Regions from separate parts of the Homo sapiens genome. Here region 1 is linked to region 2. Evidence: chromatin loops called from intact Hi-C (ENCODE). Cell type or tissue: A673. All regions are shown on one strand. Links, peaks and the distances in the headings refer to the core of each region. The heading gives the core; the rest is flanking DNA.

Evidence for each region. A loop is a pair of places that touch in the nucleus more often than their neighbours do. Peaks named below come from ENCODE experiments on the same cell type or tissue, not always from the same donor. Only the 100,000 strongest peaks of a DNase experiment are listed, where the experiment ranks them.
Region 1: it touches region 2 in a loop (4-fold over the local background); 63 of 110 quality-filtered maps call a loop at or near these places.

What each region holds. Positions count from the first base shown.
Region 1 is chr7:90,623,752-90,634,239 of GRCh38, forward strand. The region is part of intron 2 of CDK14 (cyclin dependent kinase 14); the gene reads left to right. It also overlaps the pseudogene TVP23CP1. Among named protein-coding and RNA genes, the nearest start is that of CDK14, 33 kb to the left of the region's middle. In A673, for the core only: a CTCF peak has its summit at 5,767 (motif pointing left); DNase peaks (open chromatin) are centred at 1,990 and 5,740; H3K4me3 peaks cover 1,228 bases; H3K27ac peaks cover 2,677 bases.
Region 2 is chr7:90,449,519-90,460,006 of GRCh38, forward strand. No RefSeq gene overlaps it. Among named protein-coding and RNA genes, the nearest start is that of PTTG1IP2, 15 kb to the right of the region's middle. In A673, for the core only: CTCF peaks have their summits at 6,082 (motif pointing right) and 6,288; a DNase peak (open chromatin) is centred at 6,113; H3K27ac peaks cover 701 bases.

The DNA of each region.
Region 1 (10,488 bases), core at 971-8,970, 170 kb after region 2:
AATGCCTTCCTGGAGTTTTCAAGCCTTTTATTTAAATCAGTGCTTATTATCTCTCACTGTTGTTTTAAAACACAGCTCCTGAACCTGAAAGTCCAGTGAAGATTTCATCTGGAAGGTTGGGTTACTGGGTGTGTGGGATTAGAGGCACAGACTGCTGTCTTCCTCTTTGTCATCATCAGAAGCCCTGAAACCCCTTTTCATGCTTGCTAAGATTAGGCAGGAGTGTCATTGCATATTTATAATACATATTTTGTAGGGCTTCATAGTTTACAAAACAATTTCATATGATATTTCAGTGAATTTTTGCAACAAAACAGCCCTGTGAAGGAGTGGACATGTAGTTTCATCTCTGTTTTGTAGAGGTGGAAATTGTACTCAGGGAAGGTAAGTGCTGTTCCCCAGGCCACAGTCTTCTGTTCTCACAGTGGAGCTTTGTCTGGGACCCAGGTTTCCTGCCCTCTCACCCTCACCCCCTTATTCTGCTTCTCCTGAAAAGGTCAGGATTTAAAGACATTGCATTCAGCATCAGATTAGGGGAGGTATGTGACCTAGAAACCCTAGCAATGTGGATTTCGAAAAGGTAGTTATTTCTTCTATTTCATAACATTAATGACAAATAATGAGTCACTTTCTAATTTTCTATTCAGACAAACGCATTTTGTTCTCTATATTCTGTGTTTCTGTGTTCTAGATTTATGGACCTGAATGCTTAAGTTTACATAGCAGTGAGAAACATAAATCCTATTTTGTATTCTTTAGGTACCTCAAGAGCCAACAGCTCAAACTGTGGAGGCAGTACTGGCAGTTTGGCTAAGAGGAAAGAGAGAGAAGTGGCTAGCAACCATCCCCTGAGAATAGGAGAAAATGAGATATTTCTGACAGTATTACAAACTGGAGCAGAGGTTTGGTGATAACAGGAAGCTGCTTATGAGAAGGATTTAGCATTAGATATGGATTTGAAACTCTGCTCCACCACTTAGTAGCTTTGTTACCATGAACAGACAGTTGCTTAATCTCCCTGAGCTTCAGCGTCCTCATCTGCGAGTGAAGGCTGTGAGGCAGTCTCATATATTATAGGGCGATAAGTCAGGATGCTGGAACCAGCTGCTTGGTGTCATAAACCTGTAGTCAGTCATATCCAGGCTCCAACACTCCTTGGCTATGTGAAGCTTAACATCTCGATGCCTCAGCTTCCTCATCTCGAACAGGAGGATGCTAATAATACTTAGCTCATAGAGTTGATAGGATCACAACAGTTTCAAAACGTGTAAAACACTTAAAACGGCGAATGGCTCATAGTAAATTCTCTACTAAAAGTTAATTGTGTCTGGGCACAGTGGCTCATAATCTCAGTGCTTCGGGAGATCAAGGAAGGAGGACTGCTTGAGACAAGCCTGGGCAATATAACAAGACCCCAGTTCTAAAAAATAAAAAAAAACCTGGCCAGGCGTGGTGACACATGCCCATTGTCCTAGCTACTCAGAAGGCTGAGGCAGTGGGATGGCTTGAGTCCAGGAGTGCAAGGCCGAAGTGAGCTGCAATGGCTTCACTGCCCTCCAGCCTGGGCAACATAGCGAGACTCTGTCTTTAAAAAAGGTTATTTTTAAGTGGAATAAGTTACGGTAGTACCTGCCATGTACATTAAGCTTTCAGTTGGTTAGTTTCTTCCTCTCCTATTTAGATGTTTTGAAGTTAAGCCTAATGAAAGCAATTCAAAAACCACTAAAATACATTTATTTTAATATTTGCATCACATTTAATTTGTGTAATTATTGATCTCTTATACCTTGGACATTCATTTTTTAAATGTAGTATTTTAAATGTAATATTTTTGCACTATTAATCACTTAAAATATTGTGTTATATCATGTCTAGGAAATTCATTATAGGCCTTTCTAAGAGAGAAGGCTTTGTGATAAAAGCCAGCTGCCCAGACATTTCCAAACCCTCCTCACCCATCCCCCAGCATGCTACAGAAGCAGCAGGCTGGCAGAGGTCCAGATTTCCTAAGTGATGGGATTGTTCCCCCGGCCAGGAATGAGAGGAATCTGCCTAGATTGGAGATGGCTTTAGCTACTTTGCTTTTCTTCGTACTCGTAGTCTTATTCCCAAACTGAATCTGACCCAGCACCATTTTCCATTATTGGAGATGTTTTAACACTGTGTGTGGAGGTCTTGCTATTTAAACAATGATTTCTGAATCTACTTTTTAATTCCATGGGAGCTTTTCCATTTTTCTTTGTACTATGGAAGAAGAACTATGAGTTAATTTTAATTTATAGTTATACCTCTGCAAATCAATACAATCTTTCTGTGACTTCCACTGGTAGCACCATTCTTGATCTGAGGCGAGTATTGGGATTGTGGTTTTACTTTCCCATTTACTTAGAGGCGGGAAGGTTTAGTTATTTGAATGCCTTAGACCAGGAAATTATTGGCTATTGTCAGTGGAATTTGTTTATCTTTTCCACCCCTACATTCCTAGGCTGTGAGAGAACTGGTCATCACTGTGATTGCACCTCAGTTTTTATCAGTTCCTCCCCCAGCGCTATTTTTATTAAATACTTGATGTTTCTCTCTTCTTTGGGTATAAATTTAGAGACCCTCAGGCAGACATTTCTGAAAGGGCTCTCTTACTCAGCTGTTGTTAAAATGAAGAGATCAATACTGCCAAGCACCTCTTTTTGTTTGGCTACCTCCAAAATTCATGTTTTCTGCAGTTATTCTCTAGGATTATCTGTGATTATCTGTAATTTCTATAATTTATCTATAGATTATAATCTAAACTGAAGATTGATGCATGTATAATTCTAATGAGCTTCTCGACCAGCACTGTTCAATAGATACATAATGCAAATTTCATGTCATTAACATTTTTCTTGTAGTTACGTTAAAAACGTAAAAGAAGCCAGGTGTTGTGGCTCAGGCCTATAATCCTAGGTCTTTCAGAGGCTAAGGTGGGAGGATGGCTTGAGCCCAGGAGTTGGAGACCAGCCTGGGCAATATAGTGAAACCTCATCTCTACAAAAAAATAAAATTAGCCAGGTGTGATGTGTGTCTGTCATGTAGTCCTAGCTGCTCCACAGGTTGAGGTGGGACGATCACTTGAGCCCAGAGTTTGAGGCTGCAGTGAGCTCTGATTGCACCATCGCACTCCAGTCTCGGTGATAGAATGAGACCCTGTCTCAAAAAACAAAACAAAACAAAAACAGCAAAAAACAAAAACAAAAACAAAACAAAAAAAGAAAAGTAAAAGAAACAGATAACTTTACTTTTATTATACTTGAAAAACCCCATATATAAAAATATAATTTGGACATTAAAGTTATTATTGAGATTTTTACTCTTATTTTGTATTGCTTTAAAAATCTGCTTGTGTACTTTATTATACATCTCAATTTAGACTAGCCACATTTCAGGTGCTCATTAGCCACATGTGGCTAGTGGCTACTATTGGTCAGCACAGATTTTTTTTTTTTGACAGGGTCTCCTTTTTTGTCCAGGTTGGGGTGCAGTGGTGCAATCATGGCTCACTGTAGTGTCACCCTCCCAAGCTCAAGTGATTTTCCCACCTCAGCCTCCCAAGTAGCTGTGATTACAGGCGCATGCCACCACACCTGGCTAAGTTTTAAAAATTTTTTGTAGAGACAGAGGTCTGACTGTGTTGCCCAGGCTGGACTCAAACTCCTGGGCTCAAGCAATCCTCGTGTTTTGGCCTCCCAAACTGCTGGGATTACAGGCATGAGCCACTGTGCCCAGCTAGCACAGATCTTTACTGTAACTTTTCTTCTTACTATAAAAAGCATTGCGTTATACTGGCAATTATTTTCCCATCAAAGTGGCCTAGAAAAGAGACATGAATCTGGCCTCATGTCTTTGCTCATAATTAACACATTTCTAGAGAGATTTCCTTTGTTAGAAAAACTAATTGTGGGATTAATGATCTCAGAACGTGAATTCAACTGTAGCACCTAAACAGGTGCTACTGAAGTCACCTAAACAGCAGGCTGAATTCTTGACCAATAGTGATAAAAACTGCTTTGTCTTATGGTAGGAGTAGCAGTCAGGACAAGACTCAGCATTTAGCGAAATCCCTGGAGGGATTCTCCCACATAGGAGCCGTGCAACTCAGTTTTATGCTCCTAAAATCTACTGCAAAGCTGTGAATGCTTTTTGTTTGTGATTTGCACTTCATTTTTTTCTTCTCAATTATTATTATTTTTTGAGACAGGGTCTTGCTCTACTAGTCCAGAGTACAAGTGGTGCAATCATGGCTCACTACGGCCTTGACCTCCCAGGGTCAAGTGATCCTCCCACTTCGGCCTCCCAAGTAGTTGGGACCACAGGTGTGTGCCACTATGCATGGCAATTTTTATTTTTATTTTTGTAGAGACGGGGTTCTGCTGTGTTGCCCAAGTTGGTCTTGAACTCCTGGACTCAAGTAATCTACCTGCCTTAGCCTCCCAAAGTGTTGGGATTACAGGCGTGAGCCACCGTGCCTGGCCAGAAAGGTGATTTTTTAGGATTCTAGCTTGTTTGCTTTCCTTCCCACCCCAAGATAACTTTTGTTATAGCAGCTTGCCTGCTTTCTGTTTCATTTTTCACCCTGATTTTTCCAGGACTCCTCAATCACTTCCAAGTGTTAAAGGCCATTACTGATTCTTAAATGTAGATGGCTATGGCTGAATTTCAGCCATTGAGGGTCCATATGATCTATTCTGCCACAGTCCTTCTCAAACTTCAGTGTGGATGTGAATCACCTGGGGATCTTGTTAAGATGAAATTTGGGCCAGGCATAGTGGCTCATGCCTGTAATTCCAGTGATTGGGGAGGCTGATGTAGGAGGATCAGTAGAGGCCAGGAGTTTGAGACCAGCCTAGGCAACATAGTGAGATACCTTGTCTCTAAAAATATATATATATTTAAAAAACAACTTAGACAGGCATGGGGTTGCGTGCCTGTAGTCCCAGTTACTCAGGAGACTCAAGGCGGGAGGATCATTTGAGTCCAGATGTTGCAGGCTGCAGTGAGTTATGATCACACCCACCACTGCACTCCAGCCTTGGCGACAGAGTGAGACCCTGACCCTTAAGAAGAGAGAGAGACAGAGAGAGAGAGAGTGAGACTGATTTGATGCAGTAGGTCTGAGATGAAAGTTTGCATTTTTCACAGACTCTCAGGTAATGTTGATGACTCTGGTCCAGAGACCACGTAGAGATCTAGTATATGATAGCAAAATGCTGCTGTCTTATACCAGCCTGCAGCAAAGACATTAAAAAAAATGTAGTGAGGTTTTCCACCAAGCTAAAAGTACTTTTTTGTTTTATATATATTTTTTTAAATTCAGAGATGATTTCATTACTGCCTCTTGCTACTACGGCAATTACAAATGATAGTTATTATTAATATTTTTAAATGACCTTTCATGGCAAAATTATACAGCTGCCAACCCTACTTATGTCTCCAAGTTAATAAAAGAATTTTAGTAGTTCACAAACTCCTCAAGTCTGATGCCACCCCACCATCTAAATTAGCAGTTTATAGCTTTCCTTCATGGCATTTATAGTATTTTGTATTGACATAATTACTTGGACAGTTGTTTAATGTCACTTTCCCCACTGTGCTCTAAGCTCTTGCTCTGTATTTTTAATCACTTTGTCCCTAGTGTCTCACTAGCACTGGGTCTGGTGTCTGTCTGTCCCTAGTCAATACTTTTAGGATGCCTTTATTCAGTGGGTCTCAGTAGGAGTGGTACTGCCCTCTAATGGAGTGTTTTGGAAATTGATGGGAACTACTGGTTGTCCCAAATAATGAAGTGTGCTACTGGTGTTTGGTGGGCAGGGGTTAAAGGGTGCCAGACATTCTGTAGTGTACAGAACAGCTAACTAAGTGAATGCTTATTTGATGCCTTTTGCAAAATCTTTGAATGTCCATGTTGGAGATTCAATTGATGAAAAACCTATTTGTAATTACCTAAACCAAAAACCTAACTTGGCTGGGTGCGGTGGCTCACACCTGTAATCTCAGTCCTTTGGGAGGCCGAGGTGGGTGGATCACTTGAGGCCGGGAGTTGGAGACCAGCCTGACCAACATGGTGAAACCCCATTTCTATTAAAAATACAAAAATTAGCCAGGCGTGGTGGCGTGCGCCTGTAATCACATCTGCTTGGGAAGCTGAGGCACAAGAATCACTTAAGCCTGGGAGGCAGAGGTTGCAGTGAGCCAAGATAGCGGCCAAGATAGTGCTACTGCACTCCAGCCTGGGCAACAGAACGAGACACTGTCTCAAACAAAACAAAACAAAACAAAACAAAACAAAACAAAACAAAACAAAACACCACACACAAAACCACAAAAAACAAAACAAAAACCCAACTCCATTTAACATTTAAAGACAACTATATTTATGTATGTCCAGTTTTAATACACATACAGTCATGCATCACTAATGATGGGGGCACATTCTGAGAAATGTGTCATGAGGCAGCTTTTTTGTTGTACAGACATCATAGAGTATATTTACACACACCTAGATGGTATAGCCTATTGCACACCTAAGCTATATGGTATAGCCTATTGTTCCTGGGCTGCCTGTATAGTATGTTACTGTAGGTAGTTGTAACACAATGGTAAGTACTTGTGTATCTAAACATAGGAAAGGTATAGTTAAAATATGATAATATAATCTTATGGGACCAGAATTATATATGAAGTTTTTGTTGACTGAAATGTCATTATGCAACACATGACTGTATTCTGAAATTTTCAGAAATGCAGCTGCTGAGTACTTCAAAAGTTGTACTTTGACTTATTAGCAACATTACAAAGTAACGTCTACCATTCTGGCAAATCCCATCCTTAGTAGCAGTGATGTTTGTGGTATTTGAATTATTATGTATATAACTGCACTAATACACGTTTGTAGGAAATATGATGGTTATGTATATGTGTGTGTGTACATACAAATTTAGCCCTTATTCTAAATTATCCAATAAAAATTGTTGAGAATATTCAGGTGAATTTTTTTTACTTTTTTAAAATCCAAATTTACCCATTAAAAGTGGTTGCAAGCATCTCACTACATCATTAAATCATTTGGTGGTGTTATCTCTGAGTATTTACATCTTGGGGTGTGTATGTGTGTGTGTGTGTGTGTGTGTGTGTGTACCTAAATCACACATATGAAAGACAATAAAAGTTAATCTCTTTTATTTTCTTTTTATATTACATTTTGGACTTTATGTTGTTTTTCTTTCTCTGCATGCATACCATCTCTGTATATTACAAACACTTACTATCAAAAGGTGGTGGTACTCTGATAGGATTCAGAACCCCCCTTCTCATGGAAGCAGCATGGAATCAAGGATTTCTGCCTTCTGGTCTTGGTTTATTTCTCTAAGCTGCTCACATAACTTTTCTGAATTTGTTGGGTGATCTACATTATCACTGATAAGGTAAGTCATGATGTGATAAGTCACAGCAGATGTTTCATGAATGACTGGACATGTAGAAAATGCCTTGCTTACATGGTGACTCTTAGCCAGGGCTCCTCAGAAAGGCAGACTGTCCACCTGAGACCCACCGTTCTGCTTCACTTGCATTTTCATTTAGGGAGAGCAGACCACCTTGGAGGAAGGGATTTGGCTAATGATAAGGTATGAGGTAGAGTGGGGAAGTATGGTAGTGGTGGGGTAGTATTAATGAGTGAATAAAAGCAGAGTATGTTTTACCTTTCTGGGAAGCAGTTAAGATCCTTAGACTAGGGGCCACTATTGTAAGGATTTTTTGACAGTTCCATGTTTATCTGTTTCTTAGTGATTAACAACCAAACCCATGAAGACTTATAGACTGGGGAGACTTTTGTGTCTTGTTCAGCAGTTGGTTTGGAGTGGACCACAAAGCTCAGAGGCAAAAGAGTAGTGCACAGTGTACACAGTTGGTACTAAGAAAGGCCCTCGGGGACTGGGTTACGAGGTTTCGCAGCAGAAAGTCCCTTCAAGCACATGATTTTAGTCTGCCTAGATCTGGCTAGAATGTTGCTCATTAATTGGAGCTAGAAAGATACAGGAAGCTCAAGGGTAAATGGCACTGGAAAAAGGTCACTGAAGGTGAATCCATTTAAGATGAAGATCAAGGAACTAGTGCATGGCTGCCATGTTGCAGCAGGACAGTAATGATGACACTGAAGGTGTTTCACCCTTCAATGCAGAAGAGAAGACAACTTAGTAGACCAAAAATGCTTCTCAGAATAGGGGATTAAAAACAATAGACCAAAAAAAAATTAGACACCCAATAGCGTAATTTTTCTGTTTACTCTTTTGAGTGCATGCAGTTATAATCCATCTTCTCTGTGAATTGCTCAGCAGCAGCTATACTGCGTGGATGGTGACAGTTCTCTTGTTGCCATGTGATTTGGGGGCAGTGAAGACTGTCACAGGTAGACTGATGGTGGACCTGCATTGGTGGAATCATACTGATGAAGATGAGAAGAACCACTGGGTGTCCAGGAAGAGCCACTGGGAGTCCAGGAAGGCATCCCCTCAAGATAACAAAACTGTCTCAGAGGCTGAATCAAGGATCTTTTGGTTGGGATTTATTGCCTGTTCAGTGCTGTGGGTGGTAATTGCCTTTAGTGCCCTCTTCTTTTTTGGAGTAAAGTGATTGGCAGTGGTTATCATGGGTGTGGCGCTGCAAGATGCCAACCTATATGGTTACATCAGGTATAAAGTTGGCAGTAGAAGGAATTTAACCAGCATGGCTATCTTGTAGCCTGGAAAGCAGTTTTTAAGACAAAACAGTAAAGATAATCTGACTTCCAGACTAGAGAGAATGCTCTTATATCTTTTATTATACTGGGGAATGAAGACATTTTTGACACCGAACCTTTTAGTGCCCAGTCCATGTTGTAATGAGGAGTGTTGGCTCTATTTTTCCACTTAAAAGCTTTACTTGTTTTAAAAAAGGAAAATTAGTTTTTATACTTTTTATTTTCTTTCCAGTAGTTGGGGCTAGAAAATATGTTGTCACTAGAAACATTGTGAAAATTTGTCTTACAGGCTGGGCACGGTGGCTCACACCTGTAATCCCAGACCTTTGGGAAGCCGAGGTGGGCGGATCACCTGAGGTCAGGAATTCGAGACCAGCCTGGCCAACATGACGAAACCCCATCTCTACTAAAAATACAGAAATTAGCTGGGTGTGGTGGCACATGCCTGTAGTCTGTAGTCTCAGCCACTCGGGAGACTGAGGCAGGAGAATTGCTTGAATCTGGGAGGTGGAGGTTGCAGTAAGCCGAGACTGTGCTACTACGCTCCAGCCTGGGCGACAAAGCGAGATTCTGTCTCAAAAAAAAAAAAAAATTGTTTTGCAGTGTACATAGGTATGCACATAGTCATATAATATCAATATGTCCCAAATTAATGAAAATGTGTTCATTTACGTAAGTATGGAGACTTTTGCATTTTGATTCATAGAACATGAGAGGATGTTAGTCTGTCTCAAAACTCTGTATGTTTACATATTATTTATGTTGACTATTTTCAGAAGTAAATTTTGCTTCCATGATAAAAGTGAGCATTTTGGCTTATGCGTAAGTTAGAAATAATTATTAATTTTTAATATGTACCTCATGGTAAAATTTCTTAGATATATGCAAACAATTAAAAACCAAATTTGGGTCAGTGGTGTTAACTAGTTTCTGAAATTTTGTTTATTTTTATTTGTAACAATTCATTGACTTAAGGCCCAATTAATACAAATGGAATCACCATAGTTTATGTTTAAGGAATACACAGAGATTGCTACTGTTCCATTTATTTTACGGTAAGGATAGACAAATTTTACCTTGGAGCTTCCTACAAGCTGTTCAGTGTTCCTTGAGCGAATAAAATCTATCTTTTGTCTCTAAAAGAGCATTATTCATATGTCATAATGACAGTAATCATTTAAATACTTGGCATAATAAATGCCTAAAAGACATTTTATTTTATAAATCTTTTTTTTTCTTTCTATGATGGGTATATTGTAAATCATGCATTTGTATTAATGGTATTTCTTAAAGCAGTAGATGTAACTGTAAACTAAATCAGTCTACAAACTATTCTAGGCACCCATAGATTCTGTTGTAGGTACTGTAAACTTTGTTGGAGACTTTAGTCGGCAGATTATGTTGTGAATATATTTGTACTTTGTTAAAATATTTTAAAAGATGTTTAATTGAATACGTGTCTTTTTTGGACTAGTAGCTGTGAAGGTATAAAACTTTATATTTGTATAAAATTGCTGTTTATAGAGCAAAAGAAAATGAAGATCAAAAATTTATGGTTAATATGCATAGAAAGTTTGATTAGAATTGAGTCTTTTTGTTTCTTTTATGATTTTCTTTTTTTTAATTATTATTATACTTTAAGTTTTAGGGTACATGTGCACAATGTGCAGGTTAGTTACATATGTATAAATGTGCCATGTTGGGGTGCTGCACCCATTAAC
Region 2 (10,488 bases), core at 1,641-9,640:
TGAAGGAACTTTCCTTTCTCCATTGTGTGTTCTTGGCACCTTTGTTGAAAATCAGCTAACTGTAAATGCCTGGGTTTATTTCTGGGCTTTCTATATTGTTCCCTTGGTCTGTGTGTCTGTTTTATGCCAGTTAAAATTGTTTTGGTTAGTATAACTTTGTAGTATATTTTGAAGTCAGGTAGTGTGATGCCTTAAACTTTGTTCTTTTTGTTTAAGATGGCTTTGTTTATTCAGGGTCTTCAAGAGTTCCATACAAATTTTAGGATTATTTTTTCTATTTCTGTGAAAAATGTCATTGAAATTTTGATAGGTATGCATTTAATCTGTAGATTGCTTTGAGTAGTATGGACAGGTTAACAATATTAATTCTTCCAATCTGTGAACGTGGAATATCTTACCATTTATTTGTGTCTTTTTTTTCATCAATGTTTATAGTTTCAGTGTACAAGTCTTTCAGTTCTTGGTTAAATTTATTTTTAACTTTTTAAATGTTTTGTAGCTATTGTGAATGGCATTTTAAAAATTTCTTTTTCAGATAGTTCATTGTTAGTATATGGAAATGCTACTAATTTTTGTATGTTATTTTTGTTTCCTACAACTTTATTGAATTTCTATATTAGTTTTAACAGTTTTTTGGTAGAGTCTTTAATTTTTTAAAATATATTGTAATACTATGTTTTCTTCAAACAGAGAGACATATTTTCACTACTTCCTTTCTAATTTGAATGCCCTTTATTTCTTGCTCTTTTCTAATTGCTCTGGCTAAAACTTCCAGTACTATGTTGAACAGATGTGGCAAGAATGGGCATCTTTGTCTTGTTCCTGATCTTGGAGAAAGTGCTTTCAACTTTTCATTGTTGAGTTTGATGTTAGCTGTGGTTTTGTCATATATGGCCTTTGTTGTGTTGAGGCACATTCCTTCTATACTTAATTTGTTGAGAATTTTTATTATGAAAGAATTTTGAATTTTGTCAAATGCCTTATCTCCATCTATTGAGATGATCATATGGTTTTGTCTTTCATTCTGTTAATGTTGTGTATCATATTTATAGATTTGCATATGTTGAGCCATCCTTGCACCCCACGAATAACTCCCACTTGATCATGGTGAATGATTCTTCTAATGTGCTGCTGAATTTGGCTTGCTAGTATTTTGATGAGGGTTTTTGCATCTATGTTCATCAGGAATATTGGCCTATAATTTTCTTTTTTTTTTTTTAATAGTGTCCTTGTCTGACTTTGGTTTCAGGATAACTCTGGGCTCATAAAATGAGTTTGGAATTATTCACTCTTTTTCAATTTTTTGTAAGAATTTGAGAAAGATTGCTATTACCTCTTCTTTAAATGTTTGGTAGACTATGAAGTCAAGCCATCAGGTCCTGAGCTTTTCTTTGATGGGAGATTTTTGACTACTGATTCAGTCACCTTACGCATTATTGATCTGTTCAGATTTTCTGTTTCTTCATAATTCAACCATGGTAGGTTTTATGTTTCTGGGAATATATCCATTTATTCTACATTGTTCTATTTGTGGCATACAATTGTTCATAGCAGTCTTTTATAATCATTGTATTTCTGTGATATCAGTTGTAATGTCTCCTCTCTCATTTCTGAGTCCTTTTTCCAAAGTCTAGCTAAAGGTTTGTTGATTTTGGCTATTTTTTCAAAAGTTTTCTTGATCTTTTCTATTGATTTTCTAGTGTCTATTTTGTTTTTTCTGCTCCAATCTTTATTATTTCCTTCTTTCTACTTAATTTCTTTTTTTTCTAGTTCCTTGAGGTATAATATTAAGCTGTTTATTTGAGATCTTTTTTTGATGTAGGCATTTATTACTACAGACTTTCCTCTTAGAACTGTTTTTGCTTCATGACGTAAGTTTTGGTATGTTGTGTGTCCTTTTTCATTTGTCTCAAGTATATTTTGGTTTCCCTTTTAATTTCATCTTTAACCCATTAGTTGTTCAGGAGCATGTTGTTTAATCTCTGTTTTTGTGAAAGTTTCAAATTCCTCCTGCAATTCATTTCTAGTTTCATACTATTTGGGTTGGAAAAGATACTTGATATGGTTTCAGTCTTCTTACATTTGTTAAGTCTTGTTTTGTGACCTAACATATGATCTATCCTGGATTATGTTCCATGTGCACGTGAGAAGAATGTGTATTTTGCTGCTGTTTGAATGGAATGTTCTGTTTATGTCTATTAGGTCCATTTGGTCTAAAGTGTTGTTTAAGTCATGTTTCCATATTTTTTTCCATCTGGATGATCTGCCCATTGTCAAAAGTGGGTTATTGAAGTCCACTACTATTATTGTATTATTGCCTATGTCTCCCTTTACAACTATCAATATTTGCTTTCTATATTTAGGTGCTTGTATGTCTCTTGCTGTCTTACTTTGTGATTAGGTGATTTTTCTCTATGGCATACTTTGATTCCTTTGTTGTTGTTGTTTTTGAGACACGGTTTCGCTTTGTCGCCCAGGTTGGAGTGCGGTGGCATGATCTCGGCTCACTGAAACCTCTGCCTCCCAGGTTCAACCAATTCTCCTGCCTCGGCCTCCTGAGTAGCTGGGATTACAGGTGTGCACTACCATGTCTGGATAACTTTTGTATTTTTAGTAGAGATGGGGTTTTACCATGTTGGCCAGGCTTGTCTTGCACTCCTGACCTCAAGTGATCTGCCTGCCTCGGCCTCCCAAAGTGCTGGGATTACAGGCACGAGCCACCATGCCCAGCCTGATTCCTTGCTTTTTGTCTTTTATGTATCTACTGTAGGGTTTTGCTTTATTGTTACCATGAGGCTTACATAAAATATTTTATAGTTATAACAGTCTATTTTAAGCTGATAATTTAACTTTGATTGCATACAGAAACTCTATACTTTTACCCCACATCATCCACATTTTGTTTTTAGTGTCACAATGTACATCTTTTTATATTTGTATCCCTTAAGAAATAATTATAGCTATTATTATTTTTTAGTAGTTTTGTCTGTTAACCTTCATCTCCTGTGAAGGTATTTTTGTGCATGGGTAGCTATTCTAATTGATGTTTCTATGGAGGGACAAGCACTAGAAAGTCCTATTCTGCCATGTTGCTGATGTCACTTGCTCAATATTTTTTATTATTATTAGCTCAGTTATATTATTTTCTTCATCTAAAAAATATGAATTCAAAACTTTGTATTGGATTTTGATTTTAAAGAATGGTTGAGCTATCCTTGATTTCATTCCACTTGTTCTTGCAAAATCACATAAACATGAATTCCAGTGTTTGCACGTGAATGCATGCATGCATGCATGCATTTGGTGAAGGGAGGAGAGGAGGGCCTAACATTTATTGAACATTACATACCAGACACCTTGCTAGTGTTGTTTATTTTTAATAGTGGAAAAAGCTATAGAGACTATTTCTGAAAATATTTTTGAGGCTAGATATGAAATTTTCAACAGAACTACAAACAATTCTGCTGAAAGAAAGGGCCATCCTCCTGAGGAATTCAAGACTGACTTCAGTCTGGATTTAGATTTAACTTTAAATTCTCTGCTAAAGACATGACCTTCAACTTTTTTTTTCCAAGAAATGTTTTCGACAGCCTGTAAAACAAATTCAACTCACGTGAGAATGTAAATCAAGTTAGGATATGAAATCACATATGTTACTTTCTGGCTCCCTAGAAGTTTGACAGCAGAGTTTAGGTTGCAACAAGCTTCGAGATACCCGAGAAGACCTTTCATTTCAAGGTCTGAAATGATTAAATGATTAAAATTGCTCTTTAATAATTAAACATGCCATCTGTATAAGGCAGAGGGTGACCTTTCACCCATGGTCTCTCAGGCTGTTCTAGAATTTCTGCAGTTGGCACATATGGTATCAGAAATCCATTGCTATTCTTCCTTTGAAATATTAGAAGAGCAGACTTAGAGCAGCTGTTTTTGTGCTGCCAGATTTCATTGAAATGTGGGTTTTAAAAGCCCTTGGCTTGTCATTTTGAGTTAGCTTACCTTAATCACAAATCTCACCATAATATAATTCAAGTGATGCCTGAAACTCAATACAGCAGAACATTTGCTGAACAATGCACTTAGCAATAATAACCAAGCAAAATGTACATTTTTCACTGAAATATCATTTTCATGTTATTTGTGCCCTCAAAAATGTCTAATAGATTATAAATGCTCCTTTTTCCATAACAACAAAATACCAAGGAAACAATCTTGAGTCATCATGCTCTCTTTCCCCAAGTTGGAAATATACAAGAGAATATGACATTTGGAGATCTGCTAGACTATCTGCTTTAGGATTTCAAGACTGATAGTACTACTAAAAAATTGATGCAACCCTGTCATTAAGCCAACTGTAGTAATTAGACTGCAGTTGATGAGTATACTTGTATGTTTGTCTTAAATGTCATATCAGACAACTTCCACAGTTTAGTGATTGACAGTTATAATGGTCAGAACAAAGGAACACCAGTCATCATAAACATAATTTCTCTGTGTCTGGGGGAAGGAGGTATAGACCCTGGCTGTAACAGTACTTGCTAATTAAACTGTAGTATACTGGAGACTTTTAATCTGCCTGCCTTCAACAGGCTGTTTGTTTATTAAAGTTCAACTGTTGGACTACATTCAAGGGCTTTCAGTGTTGACTTTAGTACTACTTTTGAAGATAAACATAACTCTTCACTTTCATTTAAAGCCTTTGTAAGAACTTTTAACGCTGAAAGAAAAGATAAGTGAGCTATTATTATTCTTAAAATATACTTCAAATTTTATTTTTAAAAGGCAAACTGTGGGGATTTTTCTCTTATTATTTAAATTTGTTTCTCATATAAACATATAGCCAGGAATCAGGAAAAATGATCTTGTTTGCTTTATTGTTGTATTTATTGTATTCAGGATTGGAATTTAATGTATTGAATTTCGATGGAATTCATTGGGCATAAGGCATAACATAAAATAGAGTACAGTTGCCATTTTTTCCTCCAGCAAAATTTTAAGTCATGGAGATAAATAATGAGTATTCATTTATTTATTCAAAAATATGTATTTATTAGTTCCTCTTAAGTACATTTTTTTGTGTTGGAATACTTACAACCATGGATGAGACATTTAAGAACTCAATCTGTACATAAAATAGAAGAGAGGACAATTCATTTTGTGAAGGGAAGTTATGCTAACTATTCACTAGCTGCTATGATTTCGTCATGTCCCCCAAAGTTATGTGTTGGAAATTTAATTCCCAATGCAACAATGTTGAGAGGTGGGACCTTTAAGAGGTGATTAGGTCATGAGGGGTCTGCCCTTATGAATGGATTAATGCCATTATCTAGGGAGTCGGTTAGTTATCATGGGAGTAGGTTCCTAATAAAAAGGAGTTTGGCTCCCTTTCTTCTCTCACATGTGTGCTTTCTTCCCCTTCTGCCTTCTACCACGGGACGATGCAGCAAGAAGGCCCTTAACCTTGGACTTTCTAGCCCCCAGAACTGTGAGCCAAATAAATTTCTGTTCATTATAAATTACCTAGCCTCAGGTATTTCACTATAGCAGTACAAAACAGATCAAGACACTGGCTAACCCTCCAAATTCATTCTCCATCCTTCTCTGCCCTACGTCGACCTACAGATTGCATTATCTGAGTTTCTTTGCTCCTCTGACTTTGGGAGAATAGATAGTAGGAGAAGAGAAAGATTTGGGTATTTATTCCCCCTACTCGCTCAGCCAAACTATGTTTCCTTTACCTTATGACCACAGCTTCTTTTGGGCAATCCTTCAGTTCTCTCTGATTTCAGCCCTTCCATTCCCTGCTCTGTCTCTTCAGTTGCAGGGATGGTAATAGCTTCTCTTCGTTGTTAGTCACTGGGTGCTTCACCGTCCTTGGTTATTGTTACTCTTGACACACCTCTGTATTTAGTCCCTTCATTGAATTCTCTTCAATTAACCTTCCTGCTGGGCTGCTTACTGTCACAGACAGGAATATGGAAGGTAAAGGAAGAGAATACAGGGATTTCTTTACCTTCAAATTTTCAGCACGTAGATCGTGATAGATCTGAACAAAGCTACTATCCAGATAAAAAACATGCAATTTCTGTTGCTGCCAACAGATGGCATTAGTAGTCATAGTTGGTTATTTGGGGCCATGAAGTGTTCCGTTCTTGACTCTGTTAGCTGCTTTTCTCTATTTTTAGAAAATGTTTTACAAATATTAACTCCATCCACACCTGATAAATGCAAAACAGTAAGAGTATTGGGAAAAGCTATTTTAGCAGGCATACATTTGTTTATGATAAAGCCAAGAATAGAGATTATTCAAAACAGATGGAAAATAGAAAGAAAAGAACAAAGTTTGCATATGCACAAAGAATGAACTTTTGAAAACAGGAATAATTTTAAAGGGACAGAAAAGCATTGTGTCTAATTGTTATGGACTGAATTTTGTCCTCTCAAAATTCATTTATTGATGGACTAATCCCTAATGTGGCTATATTTGGAGATAGGGCTTTGAGGAGTTAATTAAGGTTAAATGAAGTCACAAGAATGGGGCCCTAACCCAATAGAACTGGTGTCCTTATGGGAAGAGGAAAAGACAACGGGAGTATATGTGCACAGAAGAAAGACCACGTGAGGACACAGCAAAAAGGTGGCCCTCTGTGAGCCAAGGAGAGAAACCTCAGGAGAAACCAACCCTGCCAGCAATTTGATCTTGGACTTTTAGCCTCCAGAGAAGTAAATTTGTGAAAAATAAATTTCTGTTGTTAAAGCCACCCAATCTGTGGGATTTTGTTATAGCACCCCTAGCAGACCAATACACAAACCCGTGGACAGTAATCCCCAAGAGACTAAGTGACTAAAGCAATGAAAAACATAGTATTTGCATGTGTGGCTAAAGGCTCAGTATTAATATCAAATGCTTATTAGCATTAGGAGAGGGCTAGGAACTTGTTCCAAAACTGAAAATGCGGAATGACCCTGGTGGCGTCTCCCATAGCTGACTGGATGGTTATCGATGCTATGAATCCAATTAGGAAAACAGGGGAAAGAACGAATTTGATGGGGAAAATGAGTCTGACTTGGGGCATACTGAGTTTGAGTTGTCTTAAGGACATTCAAGTAGAGACTTCTGAAAGAACTTGGAATATTAGACCAGAATTAAGGTGATAAATGATTTGGGGATAAAAATTCAATTGACACATATGGTTGGGTTTTAGTTTTAGTTTTTCTGAGACAGGGTCCCACTCTGTCACCCAGGCTGGAGTGCAGCATTGTGATCTCGGCTCACTGCAACCTCGGCCTCCCGGGCTCAAGCAATCCTCCCTCCTCAGCCCCCCAAGCAGTTGGGACTATGGGTACCCACCACCACGCCTGGCTAATTTTTATGTATTTTTTGTAGAGACAGGGTTTTGCCATGTTGCCCAGGCTGGTCTCGAACTCCTGGACTCAAGCGACCCGCCTGCCTCAGTCTCCCAAAGTGCTGGGATTACAGGCATGAGCCACAGTGCCTGACCTAAAACATATGTATTGAGCACCTACTGTGTGCTAGGCACTGTCTAATGCTTAGGTTACCTCAGTGAACAAAAGAGGCAAAAACCCCTATCTCATGGAGCTGAAATTCTACTGGACAGGAGAAAGAAAAAAACAAAAAGCAATAACATAATGAGTATGTTATACAGTATTTTAGGAGACAATTCAATGCCTTAGGGCAACAGAGCATGCCAAGGGAATTGGAGATGCTGGTGTGAGGAGGTACAGGTTGCAATATTCTCTAACGTCATTCAGATTAGGTCTCATTGAGAAGATGGCATTTGAACAAAGACTTGAAGGTAAAAGAGGTAGCCGAGGGGCTGTCTGAAAAAAGTGTGGTCCAGGAGAGGGAATAAACACTGTAAAGGCCCTAGGGTGACAGCATGCCTGGTGTATCAGAGAGACAGCAAAGATTCCAGCAAGGCTGTAGCCTAATGAAAGAAGAGGAGAGTAATAGTAGATGATGACAGAGGCACAAGGTGGAGGAGGTGTCAGGTCACTCAGGCTAAGTCTTTTGTAAGGAGTTTGGGTATTACTCTGAGTGAAATGGAAGCTTCCAAATAGAGGTGTTACCAGGTCTTTCATTTTAAAATAATTACTGGCTGCTGTATTACCAATAAGCAGTGAGAAGAAGGAAGGGCAAGGGTGGGAGCAAGGAGACCAGTTGGGGCACAATTGCAGTAACAGAAGAGGAGGTAGAAGTTTGCTAATTCGAAGGTAGAGGTGATTTACTAATGAACTATATGTGGAGTTTCAGAGAATTAAAGGAATCAAGGATGACTTCAAGAGTTTTAAACTGGGAAACAAGAAGGATAAGAAAATGGATTAAAGAAAAGATCATAACTTTCAAAAGTATTGAGATGTTTGTTGCCATCTATTTGCATATGTTGAATAGGCATTCTGATATGTTTGACTGGATATTAGGAGTGAGGTTCAAGCTAAAAATATAAATTTGGGAGTGAGCAGCACGTGGATGGTATTTACAGCCATGCTATTAATTGAGATTACCAAGATAATGAATGTACTTAGAAAAGAAAATCAAGGATTCAGTCGGGGTCACGCCAATAGTAACAGTTCTTGGAGAAAAGGAGCATCCAAAAAACAAGACTGAGTAGGAGCAACCAGAGAAGTAGGAGGAAATTTAAGAGAGCATGGTGAACTGGAAGCCAAGTGAAAAAGATATCAAGGAAGATGGTATGATAAATTGCACCAGATGGTGTTAATAAGTCAAGGAAGATGATGGCTGAGATTTGATCTCCATGTGCTACACTGAGGTTAGCACATGGAGGTCATTAATGTCCTTGACAAGAGCAATTTTGTTTTTTGTGTATCCATTGTATGCTTTTTGGTTTGAGGTTACCACGAGGCTTGCAAATTCTATCTTATAACCCTTTGTTTTAATCTGATAACAACTTTACACTGTTTGCGTAAATAAACAAGCAAAAAGAACACTGATAAAATCTCTACACCTTAACTTTATCCCCCTGCTTTTTAACTTTTTGTTGTTTCTATTTATATCTTATTGTATTGACTATATCTTGAAGTGTTGCAGTTTTTTTTTTTTTTTATTGGTTCATCATTTAGTCTTCCTACTTGGGATAAGAGTAGTTTACACACCACAGTTACAGTGTTATGATATTCTGTGTTTTTCTGTGTTCTTATTTTACCAGTGAGTTTTGTATCTTCAGGTGATTATGTGTTGCTTATTAATGTCCTTTCTTTCTGATTGAAGTACTACTCCCTTTAGCATTTCTTGTAGGACAGGTCTGGTATTGATGAAATCCCTCAGCTTTTGTTTGTCTTAGAAAGTCTTTATTTCTCCTTCATGTTTGAAGGATATTTTCACTGTATATACTATTCTAGGATAAAAGGTTATTTTCCTTTAGTACGTTAAATATGTCAGCCGGGCGTGGTGGCTCACGCCTGTAATCCCAGCATTTTGGGAGGCAGAGGCCGGCGGATCACGAGGTCAGGAAATCGAGACCATCCTGACTAACACGGTGAAACCCCGTCTCTACTAAAAAAAAAAAAAAAAATACAGAAAAAAATTAGCCCGGCGTGGTGGCCGGCGCCTGTAGTCCCAGCTACTTGGGAGGCTAAGGCAGGAGAATGGCGTGAACCCAGGAGGCGGAGTTTGCAGTGAGCAGAGTTCGCACCACTGCACTCTGGTCTGGGCGACAGAGCAAGACTCCGTCTCAACTAACTAACTAACTAACTAACTAACTAACTAACTAACTAACTAACTAAATATGTCATGCCAATCTCTCCTGGCCTGTAAGGTTTCCACTGAGAAAGTTTCGACTTAGAAAAGTCTGTTGTCAAGCGTATTGGAGCTCCATTGTAGGTCATTTGTTTCTTTTCTCTTGCTACTTTTAGGATCCTTTGTTTATCCAAGAGCCATTTTGGTGGAGTGTGGGGGAAAAGTCTGATTGGAGAGGGTTTAAGAGACAGTTGGGGCCAGGTGTGGTGGCTCATGCCTGTAATTCCAGAACTCTGAGAAGCCGAGGTGGGTGGATCACCTGAGGTCAGGAGTTCGAGACCAGCCTGGCCAACATGGTAAAACCCCATCTCCATTAAATACAAAAATTAGCTGGGCGTGGTGGCACACACCTGTAGTTCCAGCTACTCAGGAGGCTGAGGCAGGAGAATCACTTGAACTTGGAAGGTGGAGGTTGCAGTGAGCCGAGATCCACCACTGCACTCCAGCCTGGGTGAGAGAGCGGGACTCTGTCTCAAAAAAACTAAAAAAAAAAAAAAAAAAAGAGAGAGAGAGAGAGAGAGAAAGAGACAATTGGATGAGCATTGAAGTAAATAATCAAGAATTCTCTTGAAAAATTTTCTGCCAAGGGGAACAATGAAGTGATTGCTAGTTAAGGAAGTGGCATTAGGACAAGGTATATAAGTGTTTTTAAAGACAGGATCAACAACAGCATGTTGATATATTGTGGGGAATGATCCTATAGAGACTGA